Regions from separate parts of the Mus musculus genome. Here regions 2 and 3 are each linked to region 1. A link is a loop called in an ENCODE intact Hi-C map of the cell type or tissue named here. Cell type or tissue: heart. All regions are shown on one strand.

Region 1 (8,000 bases):
AGATTCTGAGAATGGATGAAATTGTTAAAGGAATCAAAGAACAGAACACATGGAAAGACAACTTCTGGAGTTAGAGCAGATGGAGCCATCATGTGGGTGCTGGGAATTGAACCTGGGTCCTCTGGAAGAGCCCAGTGATCTTAACAGCTGAACCATCTCTCCAACCCTGAAAGCTTTAAGTTTTACAGGTTTCTATAGGAGCATCAGGGGCCTGAAACAGCGAAGACATCACTAAAGGTGGTGGTGGGTGGAGTTGGAGGACTCATGTATCCCAGTTTTAAAACTTCAGAAGTAACGAGTCAGTGAAGGATTGCGTAAGGATAGACTACAGATGAACAGGTGACATGAGAACGTGGAAACAAACCCAGGTGCCTACAGTCAGCTTACTTTCAACAGGAGTATAGAGGCTGTGGAACAGGGGAGAGAAGAAAACGTATGCCCGTAAGCAAAGGAGTGAAGCTAGATCCTCCCTCTCACATCGCAGATAAAATTCAACTCAAAACAGATCAGAACTCTAATGTTAGGACTGTAAGGTTCCTGGGAGCGTTGTGGGTGAGCCAGTTAACAGTGCTTTCTTAGCAAGGACTAAAGCCTGGGTTAGAGTCACTGAGCTGCACTAACTAGGCACAGTGATACATTCCTGTAATCCTAGCATCTGGGAGGTAGGAAAATGGGACCAGAAGTCCACGGTTGTGACAGATGTCATAGCAAGTTCAAGGCAAGCATAGCTTACTCGAGACCAGGAATCCAATAATAATAATAATAATAATAATAATAATAATAATAAATATCTTAGAAGAAAACCTACTAGTAAACCCTCACAACCTTGGATTTGTCGTTAAATTCTTATGATACCAAAAATATAAGCAACAAATGGAAAACAAGCTTGGCATGTTAAAACGGAAGGCATTTGTGCTTCAAAGGATACAGATGAGGAAGTGAGGAGAAAATTTACTAAATGAAAGAATTTACAAACTGTGTACCAGAAAAAAGACATTCCTAGAATACAAAAAGAATTCTTTGACTTGATCATAAAAAAAAAAAAACAGTTTGAAAACAGGCAAAAGGTTGAAGAGATACTTCTCCAGAGAATATCTACAAATAAATAACCATTAGTCATTAGTCATGTGGGCAGATGTTTGATGCTACTGGTTATCAAGAATGTCCCAACTAAACTCACAGTGAGAGCCAGAGATGGCTCAGCACTTAAGAGCACTTGTTCTTGCAGAGGACCCAAGTTCAATTCCCACCACCTCTATGGTGACTGAACACCATCTTTAGCTCCAGCTCCAGGGAATCCAGTGCCCTCCTCTAACCTCCCCGGGCACCGGGTACACACGTGGTGCACAGACTTATGCGTCAGCAAAACATTCATGCACATAAAATCAATAAATCTAAAAAGAAAATTAAATCATAGTGAGGTACTCCTTTGCACTCACTAGATATTGGTTAGACTCAAAAGTCAGACTTGAGGAGACGGCTGAGTGGGTAATATGAGGACCTCAATTAGAATCTCAAACACTCACAGAACAAAGCTATGCATAGCCACACTCATACCTGAAACCATAATGCTTTGAAAGCAGAACAGAGTAAGAGCAAATTAGCTTGCTGACTAGCCTAGCTCTAGGCTCTGAGAGAGACTGTATCTCCAAGAAATAAAGGAGAGAGAGCAAAAGAGCTAATGTCCCCCGATAGCCCCCTCTGGTCTCCACGCATACACCGGGCAAGCGTACCTAAACATGCATGTGCCCATATAACACACACACACACACACACACACACACACACACACGGCAGAACACAGAAGCATACACACACATACACACAAAGTAAAACCGAATCTTAGTTAACACTCCGTCCCTCGCATACCTCAAAGGGTATGAGGGCATGAAATAAGAGGAATTATACCTAAGTGTTTGGTACCCAGCGTGCCGCTGCTCAACGCAACCTCTTATTTATTGAATGGGATTAATCAGCTTCTCACCAGCACCTGCCACTACACAGCGCAGAAACCGCCATTCCTGAAACTACCCTACCCTCCAATTAGAATTCTTTCTCTTTTGTGGTTAAAATGCATTGACAGAGTCCAACCCTGAAAATAGGACTTTGTGAATGATTGCTTGTGGAATGCCTCTTAGCATTGCAGTCCTTGAGAGAAAGGAAGAAAGAAAGACATAAAGACAGGAAAGGAAGGAAGGAAGGAAGGAAGGAAGGAAGGAAGGAAGGAAGGAAGGAAGGAAGGAAGGAAGGAAGAAAAAAAGAGCAAGCACTCCTTTTCCATTTTCTAGAACTCAAGTACCAGGAAAGCCAAGTTCCTGTGACAGCATAGCAGCCCGGCTCTTGGGTTCTCAAATGCAGCATCACAGGTGGATTCTTGCTGGGCCCCTCCTGCCAGGGTGGACACTGATCTAAAGAAGCAAGTGGCTCTTCCGTGGCGTAGCTTGCTCTCTTCCATCCCACTCTCCAAAATGCACTCCTTCCCCTACATACGTGTACTCCTTCTCATACCAGCTCTTCAGCTTTGGACCGCAGGCCACAATAAGCCACAGCTGGGGCCTTCTTGAGCCACATAAAGCCAAAACCTGTCAATGTGCTGCAAAGATGGCTCAATGGTTAGAACACTTGCTGGTTAGGAACGAGGGCCAGAGTGTGGACCCCAGCACCCACGGGAATGCCGAGTAGGCATGACTGCCCACCTGAAACTCCCATGCTCAGAAGGTAGAGACGGGATTGGCACAGTGTCCTGGTGTCCTTATTCTGCTATCACGATGAAGCACTGAGACCCGCAGCTTAGGGGAGGAATGAGTTTATTTGACTTACACTTCTGGATCACAGTCAGTCACGGAGCAAAGCCAGGGCAGGAACCCAAGCAAGAATTTGCAGCAGAAACCATGAAGGAACAATGCTTGCTGGCTCCCGTATGGGTTCACACTTACCTAGCTTTCTTAGACAACCCGGGACCACAGGCCACAGTAGGCTGGGCTCCCCTACAGCAACTAAGAACAAAGACAACCCCCCACAGACATCCCCACAGGCCAATGTGATTCGGCTACTCCTTCAATTGAGACTCCCTTCCCAGATGACCCTGGGCTACATCAGGTTGGCAGTTAAAGCTAACCACCGCGTGGGGTAAGCTGGCTGGCTAGATGCTCTACCAGTGAGCTCTAGATCTTACTGAGAGACCCACCCTCTACGAATAGGGTGTAAAGTGATAGAGGAAAACTCCCAGGGTTAATCTGGGCCCTACACACGCCTCATACACCTGTACCCACACATGTACACACACACACTTGCATGCATACCACACACATGTACACAGGATTGTTTTTAAGGTTTAAGTAATATATCATTGTCATAGCGCTGCACTCTTGTGGCTCTCTGGGACCAGGACATGTTATAACCTCATTCCTTTAATTCTCACAAATGCCTCATGGCGTTGTTGAGAAAACTAGGGGCCGGCCACAGGGTCTAGCAGCACGGTGTTACTATCCTAGCACTGGGGAGGCAGAGACAGGCCAATCTCTCCGAGTTTGAAGCCAGCCTTGTCTACACAGAAAGTTCCAGGCCTCGTTGGCCCCCATGGGTAGTCACAGATTTACTGAGCATAGATCTGGGGCTGTCACCCAGTTCTGTTCGGCAGCACAGCCCTTCTCCTCAGCATCGTCCTCTGCTCGATATTGAAAGCAAGTGTTCCAACAGAGTTGAAAATTTCAAATAATGACACAGCAAGGCACCTGCAGAGTGTTTGCTACACTTCCCATCTCTGCTTCTCCGTATTAATTCGTGTCTCACCGCCTGCCCTCTCACCGCCTGCCCAGCCCCCACTACTGCCACCACCACGGGCAACCCTTAATTTCTCCTCAGAAACAAAAGAAATCTAAACTATGTTTGCAGAGGTCAGTTTTTGCAGAAAAAAAAAAATTGTGTGGTCGCAGCGCCCTCTGGTGGTGGCATACTTGTTTTCTCGGTGACTCTCTTGGTCCAGAGAAGCAAGAAAGGACTAGAACCGCTACCCAACACCAAAGAACTAACCTGCAAGAAATCTGCTTCGCAGTGAAGCTGAGAAATCTGCCTTTTGTTTGCCTTTCCTTACTTCTACTTTGCTGAGACCCAGGAACGTGGCACCAAGAGGACCAGGGGAGGGCAGGAAGCTGTCAGGATGTGCCTAGGCCTGGGGCTATCTCAAGACATGGAGAGCACAAAAGCCACCTGTGATCTTGGTGATAGCTCTAATTGTCAGCTTAACACAATTTAGAATCATCTAGAAAGATTCTTACAGCTTGAGACAGGAAGGCACACACTAGTAAAGACTTATACGGTAGATACATAGTGCCGACCTCCTGGTTAGGATGGAAGTTAGACAGGAGCCAGTATACATAGAATGCCTAGGCTGGTGGTGTTCAAGAAATAGTTACAACACCAAGGAGGCTGGAGATAAGGAGTGGAGGAGGGAGGAGGAGGAGGAGGAGGAGGAGGAGGAGGAGGAGGAAGAGGAGGAGGAGGAGGAGGAGGAAATGGGATCACGACTTCTCACGAATGGCTTATATTTATAACCATGGCTTGTGGTTGTAGAAGCAAGAGAGTGAGGTGGCTATTTCACACCAGCATTCAGGAAGGAGAGAGGGAGGGAGAAGAGAGAGAGGGAGGGGAAGGGGGAAAGGGAAAGAGAGTGAGAGGAAGAGAGGTGAAGCCAGAACTGGGCTGGACTTCAAAGCTCAGGCCACTCCCCTCAGTGGCCCACGTCCTCCGGCTAGGCCCTGCTTCTCAAAGGTTCCACAGCTTCCTAAAATGTCTCCACCAGCTAAGAACCAAGACTCCAAACACACGAGCTGTGCTTCAAAGAATGAGACAGCGGGGAACACAGTACCCTGCTTAGGAGAGACTAGAGACTGGGAGCAGAGATTTAACAATATTGCCATCCAACAGAGAAAGTAGGGGTGGATATCTCCTTGCCAGAGGTGCCCTCATTACAAGCCAGCCTTGCCCTTTGCCACCGTTCCCTCTGATCTGTTGAAAGACAGATGGGACAGCCACCTGTTCAGAGTCCATGCCGCTGAGAATGTCACACGTGCTGTTGGCTGGAGAACAGATATTAAATCCTGAGGCGTATCTGCTTGAACCTCAATACCTGCCGGACATCTACTGCCATTGGAAGCACGGCTCTTTGACCTTGACCCAACTGGAAATGGAGAGTGGCCTGTGGACATTGAAAGAACAGAGGGAAGCCGGGCAGTGGTGGCACACGCCTTTAATCCCAGCACTTGAGAGGCAGAGGCAGGTAGATTTCTGAGTTCGAAGCCAGCCTGGTCTACAGAGTGAGTTCCAGAACAGACAGGGCTACACAGAGAAACCCTGTCTCGAAAAAAAAAAAAAAAAAAAAACTGAAAGAGCAGAGGGGGTGGGCTGGGGAGCCAGCCGACAGCAGGGGTGTGTGTGTGAGCAGAGAAGAGTCATTGGAGCGTTGATGGAGTTGGATCTGGAAGGGTTGTAGTTATTGATGTTTGTCAGAAAGTCTATGTTCAGGATGATGATGATGATGATGGTAGTGGGACCAGGCATGGTCCGAGAATCCATGCTGTGTGGTGCTGTCCTAAGAGCCAATAAAGAAGAGAAACAACTAAATCGCTGCCCAGGGAGGGTCCTTTAATAAAATGCTGCTCTACTCCTAGCTATACACGCTGCTTTTACGATTCTCTTCAGAATTGCAAAAACCACCATCCACACTAAAAGAATATGTCAGGCTTCATTTTATATTTTTTATCTTGAGACTTGCAGAAACGTTGTGCAATAGTGCAAAGGGTGTTCTTATGTTCCCTCCTGTTCCACGAAGGTGGACAGCTTACCAAGAGTGGGAACTAGGAGAGGTAAGTAAAAACGAAGATGATGGTGTGCTGTGCAGCCATGCATGGTTGCACGTGGGACACCCGGAATCTGGCCCTGTGGACTGGCTCACTGACTTCCTCCCTCAGGCTCCTGATGTTTCTTCACTGAAGTGGAAATACCATTATACCATAAGCTTGTGGGTGTTGGTAGTGCTTTGTTAACTCAAAACTTCGATCTAAAACTTGGGATATCTGGGCATGGAAGTATCTATCTTTAATCTCAAGACTCGGGAGGTTGTAGCAAGAGGGATTATAAATTCAAAGCCAGGTTTAGGTTACCTAGTGAGACCCTAAAAAAAAAAAAAAAGCAAACAGGGGGCAGAAGGGTTGTTCAATGCATAAAGTGCTTGCCACAGACACAGAAGGACCTGAGCTCAGAGCCCTGGCACACACATAAAAAGCTGAATGAGGCTGGAGAGATGGGTCAGCACTGAACGAGGGTGGAGAGATGGGTCAGCACTGAATGAGGGTGGAGAGATGGGTCAGCACTGGAGAAAGCTTGCTGCTTTTGCCCTTTTGGGCCTACATACATACCAACATACATACATGCTTACTCAAACACACATACAGGCATTGGTGTTCACACACACATGGAGATGGTACACATGAACTGCACACAGAAGTCCTTATCTTTGGAAGGACCCTTTGTATGTCACAATACTGTCTGTCAGTTAAAATGCTACCTTTATCTTGGTGTTTCGGTTGGATGATTAGACAGTGGGTTGGTTAGAGAGTTGGTTGGTTGATTTTGGTTGCTGTCTATACTCCAGTCTGTCGGGGAACTGGGGGCATTCTGAAACTAGCTGGTTTTCCAGCATGACTGAAATACAGATTTGACTCTTCTGAGTGAGGACTCTTATCTTGGTGTGTGTTGTCTAGACTCCCCCCCCCCCTCAGGTAAACATCTCAACCAAGAACTATGACTTTGGCACTCAAGTATCTGTCTTTGTACATTCGGTTAGAGAACTTAATCATAAATGATTTTGCCACACCACATAAGAATCATCTCTTCAGATTGGCGAGTGCTTGGCTATGCCAGCTCCTCACTCTCGGACAGCTCTGAAGACTTTGTGAGATAGCTCCGTGATGGTATTTCCCTTCTACCCTGAGTTTACCCCAAACTTATGAGAAATGTACCCAAGTCCAAAACATCACACTTAGTACTGATAAAGTGTAGAGGGAAGTCCTTTCTTGTATATAAACAACTGTGACTTCAATCTGGAAATGACTGTAGAAGGCAGAGCAGAGCCAGGGCAAGATCCCTGTGGGGTCAGAAGCTGCCTGGGGAAGTCAGGTAAACCTGGGGTCACAGCAGACAAGCACATCCCGAAGGGGAGAAAGCAAGGCGTTGGGCTAACCTATCAGCTTTACTTCCAAAACTCCTAAGCGCAGATGCAATTCTGAAGTGGAAACTTTGGTTTTCCTTAGAAAGCCAGTTGTGTCTAATGATGTTTCGCTGGGGCAAACACATGGAGGAGTGTTTTTCTAAAGCAGATATAAGTAAAAGGATGTTTTGTTAAAACAGACACATGAAAAAAGAAATTTCACTAAAGCAGACACAGGTTTAAAAAAAAAAAAAAAAGGTGTTTTGTTAAAACAGACATGTAAAAGAAAGTTTTCCTGAAGCAGACATGGATAAAAAAAAAATGTTTTGATAAAGTAAGTGTGTCAAAGGACACATGTGGGTATTGGTTCCCCTTACCTTGCATAGCTGAGCTCCATTTGTGGTGACTCCATAGAGAGAAATACACCAAAAAGCTTCTGTTGGTGTTCTGGTGGCTTCTTGCTGCTTCTGGAGACTCCGGCCAACTGACAAAGTGATGTCCGCTGATGCAGACTCACATGGAGTTGTGCTAAGGCAAGGCACGTGGTAAGGCAAGGCACGTGGTAAGGCAAGGCACGTGCTAAGGCAAGGCACGTGCTAAGGTAAGAACTGTAGAAGGCGCATGGTTTTGGAGAAAGTATAAATAGACAATGACAGGGGCTTACATAGCTAGCTTTGCGACATGTCATTGGTCTTGCTTCCTCACTGAGAGAGGCACAGCTGAGAACTTGTCCTGGTGTCCCTGGTGGTCCTGGTCTCTCCCACTGACTCGTGCCAATTCTGCTGACGCCTGG
Region 2 (8,000 bases), 150 kb before region 1:
CCTTCGTTGAAGCCCTTATTTTAGAATCTGGAAGATGCTATATCAACATAAACTCAAGTCATCTGTCTTAGTTAGGGTTTTACTGCTGTGAACAGACACTGTGACCAAGACAACTCTTATAGAGACAACATTTAATTGGGGATGGCTTACAGGTTCAGAGGTTCAATCCATTATCATCAAGGTGGGAACATGGCAGCATCCAGGCAGGCATGGTGCAGGAGGAGCTGAGAGTTCTAACTCTTCATCTGAAGGCTGCTAAGAGAAGACTGACTTCCAGGTAGCTAAAGCTCATGCCCACAGTGACACACTTCCTCCAACCAGGCCACACACCCAAATAGTACCAGTCCCTGGGCCAAGCTTATGCAAACTACCACACCATCCTTGGGCTAAGGGAGAGAAGGAATCCCCTATCCACTGTGGGCTCTTCTGGGACAACCCCTATAGGATGGCATAGATGAACTTGTTCCTGGAAATTCTAAAAGCTAGTATCAGAGCTCTTGTAAGATGGCTGGAGCATGGGCCTTGGCACCAGAGCACTGGGGAAATGAATGCATGATTGACAGAGCCTAGCACCTATCAGAGATGCACCTGTCATGGGGTGCACCTGTCATGGGATGTACCTGTCACCAGTGCACCTGTCACAGGTGCTAGTACTTGGACTGCAGGTGCAAGCCACCATACCTGGTTCAAAAATATTATTCAATGATCAAAATGATCTTTAAATTAGTCGTATGTTACAGAACACGAGGGAGAAGTACAGCCTGGATTTTGAAGATGGTCCCCTTGAGAAGAGCATATTCCCATCTGGATTAAACTGCCATCGTGTCCGTCAGTCAGGCGTAGGGACAATCATCTTTTGTCTGGGTGTCTTAGAAGGGATATGGCCAAGTTGGTTTTCATCAAAAGGAAGAACATGAGAATGTTAAAAGGACTGTGAAACCAAATCAGAAGCTGCTTCCTGCTAGATCAGGCTTCAAGAGTGCAGGGGTCAGGACAGACTGCAGAGATAACAGCACTGCCTTCAAATATGTGAATAGCGGCTTGTGAAAGAACGCTGCCCCTTTCATCAGGAGGCAGAACTGAGACCAAGGGGATTGAAGTTCAAACCGAAGAACTTCTTAAGCAGGATAGATCCTCAGACATGGAATATTTCTGGTCTTGTTAAACAGGGCTTAAAATATACAAGCAAAAGGTTGACGCGGATACTGGATGCCACAGCTGGGTTTCAAAACACTAGACAAAATAATCAAATGAGAGGGTTTCTAAGGTCACAGTCAAATCATATGTGTCTGTATAAATACATACGTATGCTTATAAATATATGTGGCTTACCCAAGACAAGAGCTTCTTATGTATCCTCTACTGAACTAGAACTCATTGTGTAGACCATGCTAGCCTCAAGCCTCCCTCTGCCTCAATCGGACTTGAGTTTTAGGTGCAAGCCACCACACCTCGTTCAATTATAATACTTGATTATGGAAATGACCTGTACGTTAGTAGTGTGCTGCACCCCGTGGGGGAGGAGACTATCGCCTTAGACTATTTCAGAATTTTGGAGGTGGTCTCCTTGAGAAGAGCACACCCCCTGGATTATTTAAACTTTGATATGTGAAAGAGGAAAAAGAACAGGCTTTGTATCACCATCAAAGAAAGGACGGATTCTTGAGCGGCAAAGAGGGAAGGTCGAGAAGTGACAGGAATTCCGAAAGGTGTGTTCCCACAGGAAGGGCGAGGCTGTAAGGAAGCTGGAATCTCCTTCCGAAGGTCAAGGAACTGAATTGTGACCGCGGGGGTGGGGGGTGGGGGGGGCAGAGTTCTATTGTGGGAACAAAATGCTAGCTCCTTGCTTCTAGCAGGCTCTGGAAATAAACACATTGGAATCACATTTTCTTCAGAACTGATTGCACTGAGAAAAGTATTCTAGGGTCAATCTTTGTTACCTGAGCTTTAGGGCAAAAGCTCTGGGCGTCCCCGGGGACTAAGCTCTAGCACCAGTCCTCAAAAGAAGCGTGTTGGTGAAGAGCAGATAAAGACTTCATCCACGTGGCTTCATTACGGGGTTCGGAGACTCCCAAGTCCATCTTTGGAGTCCTGATGAGAATGTTAGCGAGAGGAAGTGGGGGGTGGGGGGGCGAGGGTTTTGCCAATCCCACTGCCCTGGTGAGATACAGCTGGGTTCTTGCAGTCTTCGTTGTTTAAGGTAGTTGTGGGGACTGGATGAGGTGGTTGATCCTTCTCGGAATGGATGCTGTAAGCTCATCAGGGGTGAAATGTCGCCCAAGGTCTGTTGTGACCACAGGTTTATTAAAACAGTGACTTTGAAGTGTATCTTGGGAAGCCTGGAATAGGACATTGTTAAAGCCCACAGTACCATCCCTCACCCTATCTCTGTGCCTTCAGCCTCGAATGGGGATGAGATAGGGTAGGTATGTGTGCTGGTTTCTAGATAAACACTCCTTTATTGAATGACAAGCCTAGTGCAGTTAAAGAAAAACGGAGAAAACAAGAAGAGGCATTCTTCCCACTTTAAATTGCCTTGTGGGCTTGAAGTATCACTGTTCCTAGATACTTATTGTAACTGTGTGTCTGTCTTTTGGGTTACTTTCTCCTGGGTGGGAAGAAATGCATTCTTTATACTATACTGAGTTTCACGTGGGGCAGTTGGTCAATTTGGAGAAAGTCGAGGTAATTTGGGTGAAGACAGGCTGCCACGCTGAGAACCGAGGTTCCACGTGCTGGATAAAAAGAGAAGAAGAGAAAGGGAAAGTTTATCCATAAACAATCGCCCTTCACCTGGTCCCCTGACCGTGAAGTCTTCTCCAGCAGGTCCAGTTCAGCACTGCCTAATTTCCAGGTCCTCATGGGGACCATGTGAGGCGTGCACCTGCGGTGGGATACACACACCACGGAGGGAGTCATTGCTGATTAAGTCCCTGGCCTCCGCATCCCGATTGACCCAGGCCGGTCTGCGGCAGATGCGGAGAGCATAGGAATAGGCCCGCGGGCGCTGGGCCGGCGCCCGGAGCTCTGGGCATGCTCAGTGGCGCGGGCAGGGCTCCGGGCGCGAGCCGGGCTCCCGCAGCAGCACATTCATCGGCTGCCAAGAGGAGCCGCCGGGCGCTCGCAGGCTCGCAGGCTCGCAGGCTGGGCGCGCGCTGCTCTCGGGAGGACCGAGCCACCGACTCAAACCCAGCCACCGTCGCCTCCTCTCCGCGCGAACCATGGCCGGCCTCGGCCACCCCTCCGCCTTCGGCCGGGCCACCCACGCCGTGGTGCGGGCTCCGCCCGAGTCCCTGTGCCGCCACGCGCTGAGGCGCTCGCAGGGCGAGGAGGTGGATTTCGCTCGCGCCGAGCGCCAGCACGAGCTCTACGTGGGCGTGCTGGGCAGCAAGCTGGGGCTGCAGGTGGTGCAGCTGCCCGCCGACGAGAGCCTGCCCGACTGCGTGTTCGTGGAGGACGTGGCCGTCGTGTGCGAGGAGACGGCCCTCATCACCCGCCCCGGGGCGCCCAGCCGCAGGAAGGAGGTAACGGGCCAGCCCCCGGGCAGACGACGCGAGGGGCGCGGCCGAGGGGGGACGCTCGTGGAACTGACCCCGCGGGCTCAGTTCCCAACTTCCCACCGCCGGACTCCGGGCGGCGTGGCTGGGTGTGGGAAATCCGAGCCAGATAACTTCATTGTTCACACCTCCTCGCAGTCGGGGAGCCTTTGAGTCGATCTCAGTTGGAGTGTAGTGACGAGGACTTGGGCAGGTGGCTGGGCTGGAGACCCAGAGCGCCAGAGGTTCTATCTTGCAAATTACACAGCGCTGAGGACAATGCTACTCTTGTTTCCTTGCCAGTGAGGACAGAGAAGGGTCCTCCCGGAGGGCAGGTGGAGGCTTGGGGGGGGGGGGTCCCCAAGTCCTGCAGGGATTCCTTTGGGGGAGCTCCTGGCAGGGCGGACCAGGTGACACCAGGCAGAGACTATGCCCAGAGACCCAAGGAATTCAAGTTACTTTTCAGTGGTGGCGAGTGAGTCTTGAAGAACTGGCAAGCGAATGTGTTCAGCGTTTTGTTAGTGAGCTGTGTTTAAATGTGTTTGTGAATGGGCCGGGTTTGAAAAGCTGTGCTTGCTGCGGGGTGCTCCGTTTCATTAGCAATGGGAGGTTTTTTGGTTTTTGTTTTTGTTTTTTTAATAAGTTCTGTCATTTTAATCTCTCTCTCCCCTCTCTCTCTGCAATTAAGACTGCTTTTTGTTTTCTTCAAGGGGCCAACACATTATCGTATCTTGTAGAAATGGCTGTAACTGCTTTAAAAATAATGTAGGTTAGTGGGAGAGAGGCACAGACACACGAGTTTAGATTTTAAAATGCCATCTGGCCTGGGATTTTTCTGACTGCCAGAGAAGAGCCCAGCCTTAAGATTCTCCCACACTCTTGGCATCCAGCAGTGTGACACGATGCAGGTGGTTTTTTTCCTATCTGAGGGGTTTTCTTCCTTGTTTTTGTTTGTTTTGTTTGTTTTTTTTCACTTTTCTGTCGCATTGCAAGTAGTTCTTTGGGCTTATGATTTAAATATGCCTATTCCACCCTTGATCTGCTTGCCTGGTGAAATCCTAGAGATTGAGTATAATCAAAGTCTACCTATTTGCCATTTAGGTAGCTCTTCTCTCTACACTTCAAAAGTAGCAGGTATCATTCTCTTAGCCTGTCCACTTTCCCTTTCCAATTTGACCTATACAAATGGCTTCCACTCTATTTTAACCTAATATGAATGTAGCAATGGTGGATAGGTTGGGATGCTAAATAGATAAAATAGACGTCAAAACTCTCAAAATGGTACTCGTCTAACAAGACTTCCTTTCTTCTCTTGACCCTAATCGCCCTTATTTAGTCCATCTTACTTCAGGAAGGTTCATCTCTATGGAACACAAATAACATATTATTTGTGCAATTAACTTTCCAAGTTCGGATTTTCCAATATAAGAGCTAGCAGTGATCTTTCTCCTGGTGATATTTTGATATTTTAAATGTCAGAATTTGACTCCACTCTGTAGTCAGCTCAGTGGACCCGTACTTGCCAAAGGTCACGCAGAACTCTTGTTGTGTTTTCCTTCTCTGTGTAGGGCATTGAACTCAGGACCTTGCCAACAGTAGGTAAGCATTCTACCTCTGAGCTGTAGCTTCTGTTTCCCAGGGGGAGGGAAGGCAAGCCACCTCCATGCTTTGGGCTACATCTTGATCTGCTCAGTGGCACTGTCATGATCTCTCTATAAAGCACTTTTACTCCTGCACATATGGGTCTGTGTTGATAGGGTAAGGTAAGGCACCTCCTAGCTGGAGAGGAGATGACAGTCATGGTTGGGTAGGGTGCTCCTGGCAAACAGGGGTATGCAGGGTGATGCTCGCTAATATCTCTCACAGCGCGGTGTGCCACCTTCACAGGAATTGATGCCTGATGAATGGATAAATGGATACATGGATGTTTGAGATGAACGAAAAGTATTGAACTTCAAGTGTTGATACTTAATGAATCAAGTGTTGATGCTTACTGAATTGAATCAAGTGTTGATAATGAATGAAATACTGAACAGACAAGCTGATAGTAATCTCAGTTATTGATGCTCATTGGGTGGATGAATGGATAGATGGATGAAGAACTTATGAGCTTCAGTATAGATGCTTATTGAACAAATGAGTGAATCCATCAGTAAGTCAACAAAATGGTAAACAGACAAGCAAGTGGTAACTCCAGGGTCCTTTTTGGATCTAGATGCAGTGGTTGGTGTGTGTGTGTGTGTGTGTGTGTGTGTGTGTGTGTGTGTGTGTGTGGTGTGTGAAAACCTACAGCAGTTGTTTTAAAAATCCCATCATTGGTATTCCTGTCCCTGGCCGCTTTATTCTCTCTTACATTTCCACACCAAGGCCAAGGTCAACTCAAATTTGATTCTCCCCTGAACAAAGTTCCTGGAGGGCCACTGCTGAGCTGGCCACTGCTGACCTGGGCTCTGCTTGCCTTTCCAGCTTTAGCTTCACTTCTACATCTTTTCCTCAAAGCACCCCCCAACACTTGGCTCAGATTCTGTTCTTTCATTCCCAGAGCCTCCTCTCTGGTTTTCATTTATTGGAAACACATTTATCAGGAACAACTCCTATTCCTTTTCTTCCCTCTCCTCCTCCCTCTCCCCTCCACCTCTCCCTCCTCCTCTCTCTTCCCTCCTCCTCTCCTTCCTTCCTCTCTCTTCCTCCTCCTCCTCTCCCCTCCTCCTCTTCCCTCTGCCTAGCTGTCCTTGGCCTGCTGTCACCATTAATACCATTTTAGCTAACATTTATTGGATGCTTGCCACTTGGCCACAAACTGCCAGGTCTGTGTCGTGCATTTCATCAATGCTCATTCAACAGTATCGTTATTGATGAAACTAAGTCAGAGAAAGTGGATAGATTGCCCAGGGTTACAGGGGTGGCTCCAATAAAACCAGAGTCAGAACTCAGGTGTGCAGGATTCCAAAGCTCTGGTCCTGCTGTCTGTGATATTAGACATCACCTTCCCTGACCTGAACCATTTTTCCTTATGAGTGCTCTCCACTCCTCTCCCCTACCCCACCCCACCCCCACCCTGGCCTTTCTGATGTATCGTTATCTTACCCTCCCCTCTACTGTCTTAGGAGCTGGAATCTTGTCTACATTGTTTCACACTTGGTTTCCAAAGCCTAATATGGGAGAGACACACAGAAAATACTTTGTCGAACAAATGTTTCCATGATTTAGCCAACCTTATTTCTCTTCCCTTATGAGGGATTTGGATTTTATTTTGAGATAGGGTCTCAGGTTGTAGCTCCAGTTGACCTGCAGCTGGCTGTGTAGCCCAGTCTGTATTACACTGTGGCAGTCTTCCTATCTCTGCTTCTCAAATGCTGGGATTTCAAGCATGATCCATCACACCCAGTTCTACTCAAGATAGAGTTGGTGGAGTTGCAAACATTTCATTGTGAGCATAGGTGGTTTATAACTTTAGCCCTCTCTTCCCTGAATCTTCCTGTCATTTATTATTGCTTTGTTTTTAATAAAAAGTCTCGAGAAAATATTTATTTCTTAATCAAAGCATTGTGCTGTATTTAATAACTTTTTTTCCTTAGAAGAAAGAATGAAGACCCAAATTTAAATAGCTTCTCTAAGAAAACAGTGTTTTCCTCAGTTGGGTTTCCAGTGACTCATGGAGCTCAGAAGCTTTGCGCAGAGAGCTGCAGATTTAGTGACGACAACTGTGTGTATGGAAAGTCAGCAAACCAGTCACTGACAGCTCTGTGTCTTCCCAAGTGGGGATATTTTTAATAGGTTTAATTTTTAGGAAACAAATCAACCTGGAGAAGCAAATCGTGCTTCAAATGGATCCAGTGTACTTTAAAGAGAAAAGTCAACTTTTGAAGTCAAAGTCCAATAAACAAAGTATCTAAAGCCAGAGTAGGACTGAAGATAGAGTGAGGATTGAGGGACATTTTAATGATTAAATCTTCTGTGTAGATAATGATTGCACAAGTTCTCGGTGTACCAGAGGGTGTGTGTGTGTCATGGCCTTTCCCTTACTCTTACAACAACTACTGAACCGTTTTCTTACTTTCTTCTCAGAAGGGTCTTAGCACCTAAATAATGATTAACTGACACAGCTTGTTCAAACTAAACTGTGAAATGTATCCTCTGGCCTTTTCTCCCTAATAAGAGCAAGTTTATCCTTTCCCAAGCCAGTGGGATAATTCTGTCTAGGAGAAAACCACCCCACTCTTCCTGCAGTCTCTTCCTGCAGACTGATGATGGCTTTAATTATCATTTCCTCAATCATTTTCAGTTTTATGGACCTCTTTAGGAAGAGGATAGAGGCTTAGCTTAAGGTAATAAACCCACATGAGGAAATGGAGATGTAAATGATAGGCGGGGACAGTACAGAACACCTCCTCATCACAGAAGAGAAGTAGAAAGACCACAGGAGCCAGAGGGTGGGAAGAACCAGAACAAAGCAGTGCTTCC
Region 3 (8,000 bases), 260 kb before region 1:
GCCAACTCACTCTCTAGGACCAGTTCATGGGATACTGGGCTTCTGGTCGTCCACAGAGATCAGAAGAGTGGTCCTCCTTTTCGTGACCCCTCCTCTGTGAGAGAGAGGAAGTGAGCACCCCAGAATTCCACTGTGAGCAGGCAATGAAGCGCTTGAAGTCAAGAGAATAGGAGACATACTCCACTGACTGGGGTGGAAGCAATGGGCTACATGACAGACATGCAGGGAGGATGGAAAATGCCTTTGCAGCCACCGCTGGGAAATACAGCAAGTGAGGAGGCCAACCAACAATTCAGGCAAGAGATGGTGGCTTAGGTGTGCATGTTTGCACAAAGGAGAAAGGGGTCAATTCAGGAGCGTTTATGAGCAGAGTATGTGGGAACTGTAACACTCTAAAAAAAATACATTTGAGGATTTGTGAATGGAATTGGGTTTTGTAAGATTCCATAGACGTGAATCGTTACCGGTGAAATTATCACAAACGCCTGATCTTAGGACACTTATATCACTGTGTTTTAAATGTGTGCTCTGATTTAAATCATCTCTTAGGACAGCACATTTCATGAGGCATGGATTCCAGAGGGTTTCTGTGAGGGGAAAGTGTGGACCCGCACTGTGAGGTGCAGGGACCTCCACGGCCTCAGGAACTAAGAGCATGCAGGGGATGGCGAGGGAGGTTCTGGCCACGTATTTCCAAAGGCTTCATGGGAGTGAGAACCATAGGAAGACCTGGGCAGCTCTGACTTTACAGATCCATGTACTTTAAAGCAACAGCTTAGGAGGCAGAAGAAGAATATACCAAAGAAAGTATAGGATAATTGTCTGGGCTTTCCCTCCCTCCCCCCAAAAAATGCCTAAAGTTTGGGGCTGCAGAAATGGCTCAGAATTTAAAAGCCCTTACTGCTCTTATAGAGGGAGGTCCAGGGTTTCATCCTTAACACCCACATGGCTGATCACAATGGTCTGTAACTCCAGTTCCAGGGGACTCATCACAGAGTGCAAAACGCAGATGCGCATAAAATAAAAACAAATCTTTAAAAACAATTCCGAAAGCCATCTCCTCATGTTCACACGGTTAAGAAGCACCTAGCAAGCTAAGGACAGAGCTGGCCGTGAAAGTAGTCTCTGAATCTTGTGTGGCAGTCTTTCTGCTGAGTCACCTGTCCTTCTGCCCAGGACGCAGCTCTGCTGTCCCGAGACTGTGTTGTTGATAACCTATGCTGCCTATCACTCAATGGACTTTCCAGTAGTAACAGAAGCCTAGGAGAAGACATTGTGAACAGATTGAATATGTCCCCACTACTGGAAAAAAATAACCCTAAAGTATACTTTTCTAATTTTGACTTAGCTGTGTCCCTTTGTGGAATGGCGAGTACATAGCATTCATATGAGGCAGCACCCCAGCAATGATCAGGCTGCTTCGTGTCTCATAGAATATTTCTTAAAATTCATAGAATGCCTAAGACTCCAAGGTCATTCTATAACACTCTGGTCTTAAGTCTACAAAACAAAAAACCATCCCAGAATCACAAAGCCGGGATGATGGGGAGAGAGGCATGAGGGGGTCTTTATTATGGTTGCTGGTATACTGTCGTTAGTACATACATCACAATGCATGTTGATACAGTTGACTTCCATGTCATATCTGTAAAGAGAGTAGCTTTTGTCTTCACAATAATGGAACTAAACAAGATCTACTCCGGGTATACTTGATCTTGTATGGTCTGAGGACTGTAATTTCATTCTTGGCTGCTTTTGAGTTCTTCAGTATTTTCTGTATCACTGTATTTATATTTCTGTTGTACTTTCCTGTCCAAATAAAGGGGCATAATTTGCGCTCTACATATCATTGTGGTAACTGAACGTACTTGGCACCATCACTGTAAGTTCATGGAGATCAATGGCCTTTCAAAGATCCACTGTTTTTCTCAGCTACATTGTCCCTCATTTGGGACACTTTGCACAGACACTGTCTTTTTACCCATGCCATGGATCCATACAACATCATTCTGTGGTCTCTGAACAGACAGGAAGAGTCTGTGGGCTCTCTGGACATAAGGCAACAATTCAGGATTCATACTGGGGGTATTGCTTATGGATTCCAAGATCTGTCCATCAGAACTGCCCTCACAAAATCCTCATGCCTTCATCATCTTCCGCATGTTAGCATCACACACTGACCAGCCTAGCTGCAATCCACAACGAGGCCAGGTGGCGCTTAAGTCCCAAATACCATAAAATGCCAGTGCCTTCGGTGAGAAAAACTCACAGTTCTGAAGGTACAATCTGCAGTATTTCAGGCAGGGTACTGTCAAGATTAGAGACTTGTTGACTGTAGATTGTCCTAGCCATTCATCTCGAAAGCTCTAAGACAGATGCCGAGAAAGTGTTTTGTTTTGTTATTTTATTTTATTTTATTCTATTTTAGTTTTTTAGGTCTTTATTAAATCACCATTATTAATTCATCTATCTAGAAAACTCCCTTATACAATCCCAAGAGCTGTCTCCCTCCCCCACTTCTCAAAACACTTTCTCTTATGTCTAAGGATTCAAGTGCAGACTGCAATATCTCACTGTGGATTGAATGGGAGCCAGGACTGCCGGTGAAAGGAAAATTTCTCCTATAAAAGGTTTATTGTCAGCGCTTTCTAAAGATGTAGATTTTTCTAACACAGGCTGCTGGCTTTTTTTCACACACATTAGTGCAGCTGTCTCTACCTCTCCTAGACCACAGTCAGCCCCTTTCTTTTAGAATGCTCAGTGTCTAGCCTTTGACCTCTGGATAGCCCACTCTATCTAAATGCTCCTTCGGCCATCAATATGATGTGTGCTATTAAAGGAAGGGGGTGGGCAGCCCTGGCCCTTTAGCAACTGGAAAGCCCTTGAAATTCCTCACTGGCTTATTAGGATTAACACAAGTCTTTGCTTCAAGCTCATCTATTAACAAACCAGCGACCCAATAGGTCCCAGGAATTTCCCCTCGCTTCTGCTAGTAGCCAATGGTAAAATATTGAAGCAGCTTCTCTAATTTTTAGATACACTTCATCCATGCAGCTGTGGTCAGAGGTTACTAAAAGGTTCCCCACCTCTACTTGCACCACACACAGAATCACCCCGAAGCTAAAATAAGAAACAAGTGCCGCACTTGTTCGGGGTAATGGGGTAACTCTTAGGCTTTCATTTCAATCCTTGTAAAAATAAATCATTGTTTTAGGTTAACAAATTCAATTTCTGCTTCCTTTTTCTGCTTCACAAATGCCCGTGTTCAGTACTTCGCCCTCCAAGCTGACAGCTTATATGCCACCATTGTTCCCTAAAGATTTGCAAGGGCAGCCACTTTCCTAACAGTTCACTGTCACCCAAGTAGGGCACCTAGAGTAGTTCTTGACACATAGTAGGTCCTCAGGGGAAAAAAATCCTGTTGGAATGATTGACAAGAACAGTTGTTCCTGATTGCCTGGATGGGTTCTAAAAATACCAAACAACATACATTCAGATATTAGGTAAATATTTCTTTATTAAATGATTAATTTTATAAATAAATTCTCTTCACTGATATAAAATTAAAATCATTTACAAATTATTCCAGTATTACATTTCCCCTCCCTCCCCAAAAGCTACACTTTGATAAATAAAAAAACATTCAATCTTAAAACACCTGGTTTCTGTTTGCAGTTTTAGAGTGCAGGTAGCTGCCCCAAGGACACTCACAGAGTGTCCCCCCTCCGCTCGGGAAGGAATGAGAGGCGCTTTCATTTACTTCTGTCAAAGGACAAGCAGGGCTTTCACTTGGCCCAACTAATCTTATTTTGTCTCTATTACAATTGTAGAACCAAGAAAGGGGGGGGGGGGTCTGGAGCAAAAAAATACACTTAGCAAATAATTTACAAACAGAAAACAGAACGTCATCCGTAAACATGCTCCAATATGGAGCAATAATGCCCGCTCCAGTACTATGAAGCGAAGTCTTCTCCAACTGCGGCTGCGCTGCTGTCCGTCCACATCAGCCCCTTGGCATTCTCCAACTGCGGCTGCGCTGCTGTCCGTCCACATCAGCCCCTTGGCAGTTTTGAAATACCCTAATGCTACTCAAGAATGAGCAAGGCACCATTCATCCTCCGCCCACCCACGTCTCCATGATGCTTGCGCTTCTCCTCTGTCCAGCCCACACTAGGAACCCTGGAGGCACTTAGTCCCTGAACTTGTGGATGTCATTGAATAGGCTGTACAGTCGGAACGATGCCTCGTTGGGATGCGGGCAGTTGTAGTTACATTTGCAGGACTGGATCATCATGACATTCTTGGAAAACATCTCTCCATCTTCGCATCGGAACCGCATCTTCACAGTTCTGGTCTGCAGAGGTGTGCAGCACCGGCCATCTACGCAGGAGCCGCAGTATTTGGGCCGGTATTTCTTGACACTGGAGCATCCTGCATAAGTAAATCTGACTGGTTCTGGGGATTTCTTGGTCTTGCTGCATTTCTTGCCCTTCTGGAAGAAAGAACAAAAGAAAGCCAAGAATGAGGATTGTTGTTTTTTTGTTTTTGTTTGTTTGTTTGTTTGGAGGTATGCTTTTAACCACTGTACATAGTGTTGGGCTTCATAAAGACAATTTCTTTTCAGATATATCATGGACTTTTCTTTTTTTCTTTTTTGAACAGAGGCTCATATCCCACCCACCTGTGGGGTCATCACGGTCAAGCCCTGAAAGAAACTTACTTTTAGGCTGCTGTACACTGGTTGTCCACAAGGACGCACTTCACAGATCCGGGTCTCTTTCACCAGGCGGCACTCTGGGTTGTCATTGGTAACTCGTGTGGAGATGCCAGTTCCGCAGCTCTTGGAGCACTGGGACCAAGACGTGGTCTGAACGATGCATTTCTGGCCATGGGCGTGCAGAGGGTTGAAAAGAACTCGCGGTTCGGTGCCAAAGACTAGAAAGATAAAGGAAATGGAAGGCTTCTTAGATGCTTGCATACACACACTGGTTTCTACAAAGTTGCAGACCAAGAAAGCATTTCTGCACAGTGTCTTAAGGACTCTATATCCACTTACCAGGAAGCCTCTTCAGTGAGCTGCCTTTTCCAATTGCGATTAACTCATTGTTTCTCGTTAACTCCACCTCCGAGGCATCGAGTCCGAGGAGGTCATCCTGGTCGTCCAGGGAGTCCTTAATGCTGTCTTCATCACAAACCCACTCTTCACAGCACTGCCCGCTGACTTTCACCAGCCGGGGGTTGGGACAGCCCAGATTGGGGAGAGACAGTTCTTGGGGACACAGAGGAATGCAGCCCACGGCGCCATCAATACATGTGCACTGGTGTTTACAGTTGGGCTGGAAGCTTTCCCCGTTTTGGTAGATTCTGGAGTTATATTCACAGGGTCTGCCTTCTGACTGAGCTGCAAAGACGACCAAAAGAGAGAGAGGAGAAGGTTAAGATTCGCCGCCACAGGCTGAAACTCATACATATTTTCCGCTGTTCAATTCAATGTATGGTAAAGTTCCCTACAGTTCCCCCGAGACTCCAGAGCTGAACAATAAGTTAGTCAGGAATCACTTTTCCGTATGCGCTTTTCGTTGGGCCCAGACACTCTGAATTGCATTCCAGACTGCTGAAATCATGTGCCTTTCTGCCAAGCTACCATCAACAAAGCGTCCACCATACATGGTCTCAAAATTACTAAACTTCTGGACTATGGGGACTATTATTTTTTTTAAAGGGGCCAAACCACAAGCCTCTTACCTCTGCAGATCCCTTTCAGAGCGGTGGAGCTGGCGCCGAAATTGCATTCCAACCCCTTGGTGTGGTCGCAGGGCTGAGTTTTGCTGCAGTCCTCGTTGAGTTGTTTAGCGCAGACCTTACAGCAGCCGCAGCCGTCCCGGACCAACCCGACTCCCGGGGCGCACTTGGGTGCCTCCAGAGGGCAGTGGCAGGCGGCGGGGCAGGTGGAGAGCGCCTGCAAGAGGGAGAAGCGCGTGAGATTGCTTTGCATTGCTCGGGGAGGCACGTAAACTGCCCTGAGCCTAGGTCTGGCTGTGGGGCTCCGTCCACCAGAAGTGTCTCGATCGCGTCCCGGCAGCCTGACCACCCCAGCGGCTGCGTCCCAGGAAGAGGCCCCCTGGGCATAAAGCAACAGCTACCTCCGAACTTTTCAGTCTAACTTTCCCTGCGGTGAAAGATCATGGCCCGGGGAAAGGAATCGATGAGGGCAGACCGGGAAGCAGTGGTTAAAAAAAAAAATCCAACTCACCAGTCTGGTCAAGTGGAGAAGGGTGACGGCGACAGCGAGCGTCCTGAAGGTGCTGGAGCTCATTGTGGCGCGCAGGAGGAACCGGGGCGAGCGCGGCGACACAGAACCAACAAGCCGGCGAGCAGCGGGATCAAATGCGCCCGGAGTGCGGTGAGGCGAGGGCCGAGGCGGCGGGTGTCCTTCTCTCGAGGTGCTGGCGGAGGAGGCGCAGAGATTGCAGGCGCTTCTCTGGGGCGCTCTCGCTCACGGTCTGCCCCAGCGCCGGGAGCCCGCCCTTTATAATGCCTGCCTAGGCGCCGCGTGTTGCAGTGACGTAGCTCTGTCGGCGCGTTCTAGAATTCTCAAACATCTCAGGAATGTTGGTTGGCGCGGGCTGCTGCCAAGCACCTCCCCTGGCTCCGTTGCACCTTTTCCCCCCTCTTCTCAGATCCATCAGAGAGAAAAAAAAGTTCGTTTTTTTCCACTTTAAATAACAACTTCCTTTGGGGAGGGCGGGATGCTTGGGGCGCGAGGGTGATGATTTTGATTGAAGAGGGTATATGGGGGGGGGGGGCGTGGTGTATGTGTTGGTGTGAACCCTTCAGATCTTTGCCTAGACATGGGAGGGCGGGAGACAGAGGAACAAAAGTGGTTTTGTTTGGTGATGCCTACCGGGAAAGGCAGCGAGCTGTTTGCTTGTTTACAACCAAGGTGAGAGTAAAGTTATCTACTGAGAGTCCAAAGGGGAGGGGGAGTTGGTTTCTAAGCCAGGGATCTATTTGTGGACTTCAAAGAGGCATGCTCGGATCAAGTCCCAAAGCTTTGGCATGATGTTTATTAGCCAAGAGAAGTGTATTGCAAATTAATACCCGGAGTGGCATTTATGAATGGGGGGGGGGAGGGAAGCTTCCCTCTTCGCTGGCATATTTCCAGCCAGAGGTCTTCCCTCATCCCTCCCCCTTTTTTTTGGTATGTTGTACTTGTTTGTTTTTGGAGGTTCCCAGTTTTAGTTCCAGCCCACTGCCTGCATTGGAAATCCAAGAGGAAACGAGTGCAGAGTTCTCCCGGAGCCTGACGTCCACTTCCTCACGGATGCCGGAGGCCGGGTCAACCCTCCTGGCCTCTCTCCCTGGACTGGCGGCGGTGGAAACTGAGCAGCCAAAGCAGAAGCGGAGGAGACCACCGTGGAGTGACTTGTCCTGAAATCACCAGGTGCAAAAGCTACCGGGACAAAACAGATTCTAACAGGACCATTGTGCCCTGTGGATAGCTGGAAAAAAGACTCGGGGTGTTTGCAGACACCCTCCCCCACCGCCCCCTATGTGTCTCGCTGTGTGTATTTGTTTGCCCCCCCCCCGTGTGTGTGAGTGTGTGTGTGTGTGTGTGTGTGTGTGTGTGTGTGTCTGGGCCCGTCCATGTGTTTAACTCCTTTGTTTTGGATCACTTAGAAGCCTTCTTTTTCAAGGGTAGTGCAGTGGCTCCCTCCAAGTTCCGAGACATGAGGGATTTAGAAGGCAACACTGTAATAGAGGAAGTTGGGTTTTAAGATCTTATTAAACATACAACTGAAGACACCCCTCCCACACAAGACCCTATTTGGGGTTATTAATGCCATTCATAAACTGGGATAGCTTTTCTTCATTTTTAATATTTAGGGCCTCTCTGCCTTTGCAGCTTCGCGATCTTGCTTAAGAGAGCCTCCTGCGTTGCCTGTTCTATGAATGACTCCAGTGAGAAGGAGAGGCTGTTGCGCACACTCCAGTGAAGA

The links. A loop is a pair of places that touch in the nucleus more often than their neighbours do. Peaks named below come from ENCODE experiments on the same cell type or tissue, not always from the same donor. Only the 100,000 strongest peaks of a DNase experiment are listed, where the experiment ranks them.
Region 2: a loop joins it to region 1, with 2.4 times the contacts of the local background. A loop is called at or near these places in 7 of 42 quality-filtered maps.
Region 3: it touches region 1 in a loop (4-fold over the local background); 12 of 42 quality-filtered maps call a loop at or near these places.

What each region holds. Positions count from the first base shown.
Region 1 is chr3:145,901,736-145,909,735 of GRCm38, forward strand. No RefSeq gene overlaps it. Among named protein-coding and RNA genes, the nearest start is that of Gm35187, 15 kb to the left of the region's middle. In heart, a CTCF peak has its summit at 3,952 (motif pointing left); no DNase peak of the experiment used is centred here; H3K4me3 peaks cover 225 bases; H3K27ac peaks cover 1,115 bases.
Region 2 is chr3:145,755,641-145,763,640 of GRCm38, forward strand. It overlaps Ddah1 (dimethylarginine dimethylaminohydrolase 1), which reads left to right and starts at 3,052. Exons shown (of 6, transcript NM_026993.3): 1 at 3,052-3,524. The coding sequence starts at 3,222. In heart, no CTCF peak of the experiment used is centred here; DNase peaks (open chromatin) are centred at 1,691 and 3,071; H3K4me3 peaks cover 1,944 bases; H3K27ac peaks cover 1,655 bases; H3K27me3 peaks cover 386 bases.
Region 3 is chr3:145,643,477-145,651,476 of GRCm38, forward strand. Ccn1 (cellular communication network factor 1) reads right to left here and starts at 6,509. Exons shown (of 5, transcript NM_010516.2): 1 at 6,254-6,509; 2 at 5,746-5,959; 3 at 5,057-5,401; 4 at 4,721-4,935; 5 at 3,495-4,492. The coding sequence starts at 6,316. The coding sequence ends at 4,190. Gm17501 (a long non-coding RNA gene) reads left to right here and starts at 6,601. Exons shown (of 3, transcript XR_003954574.1): 1 at 6,601-7,444; 2 at 7,907-8,000. In heart, CTCF peaks have their summits at 4,747 and 5,927 (motif pointing right); DNase peaks (open chromatin) are centred at 4,815, 5,845, 6,565, 7,305 and 1 weaker place; H3K4me3 peaks cover 3,894 bases; H3K27ac peaks cover 3,260 bases.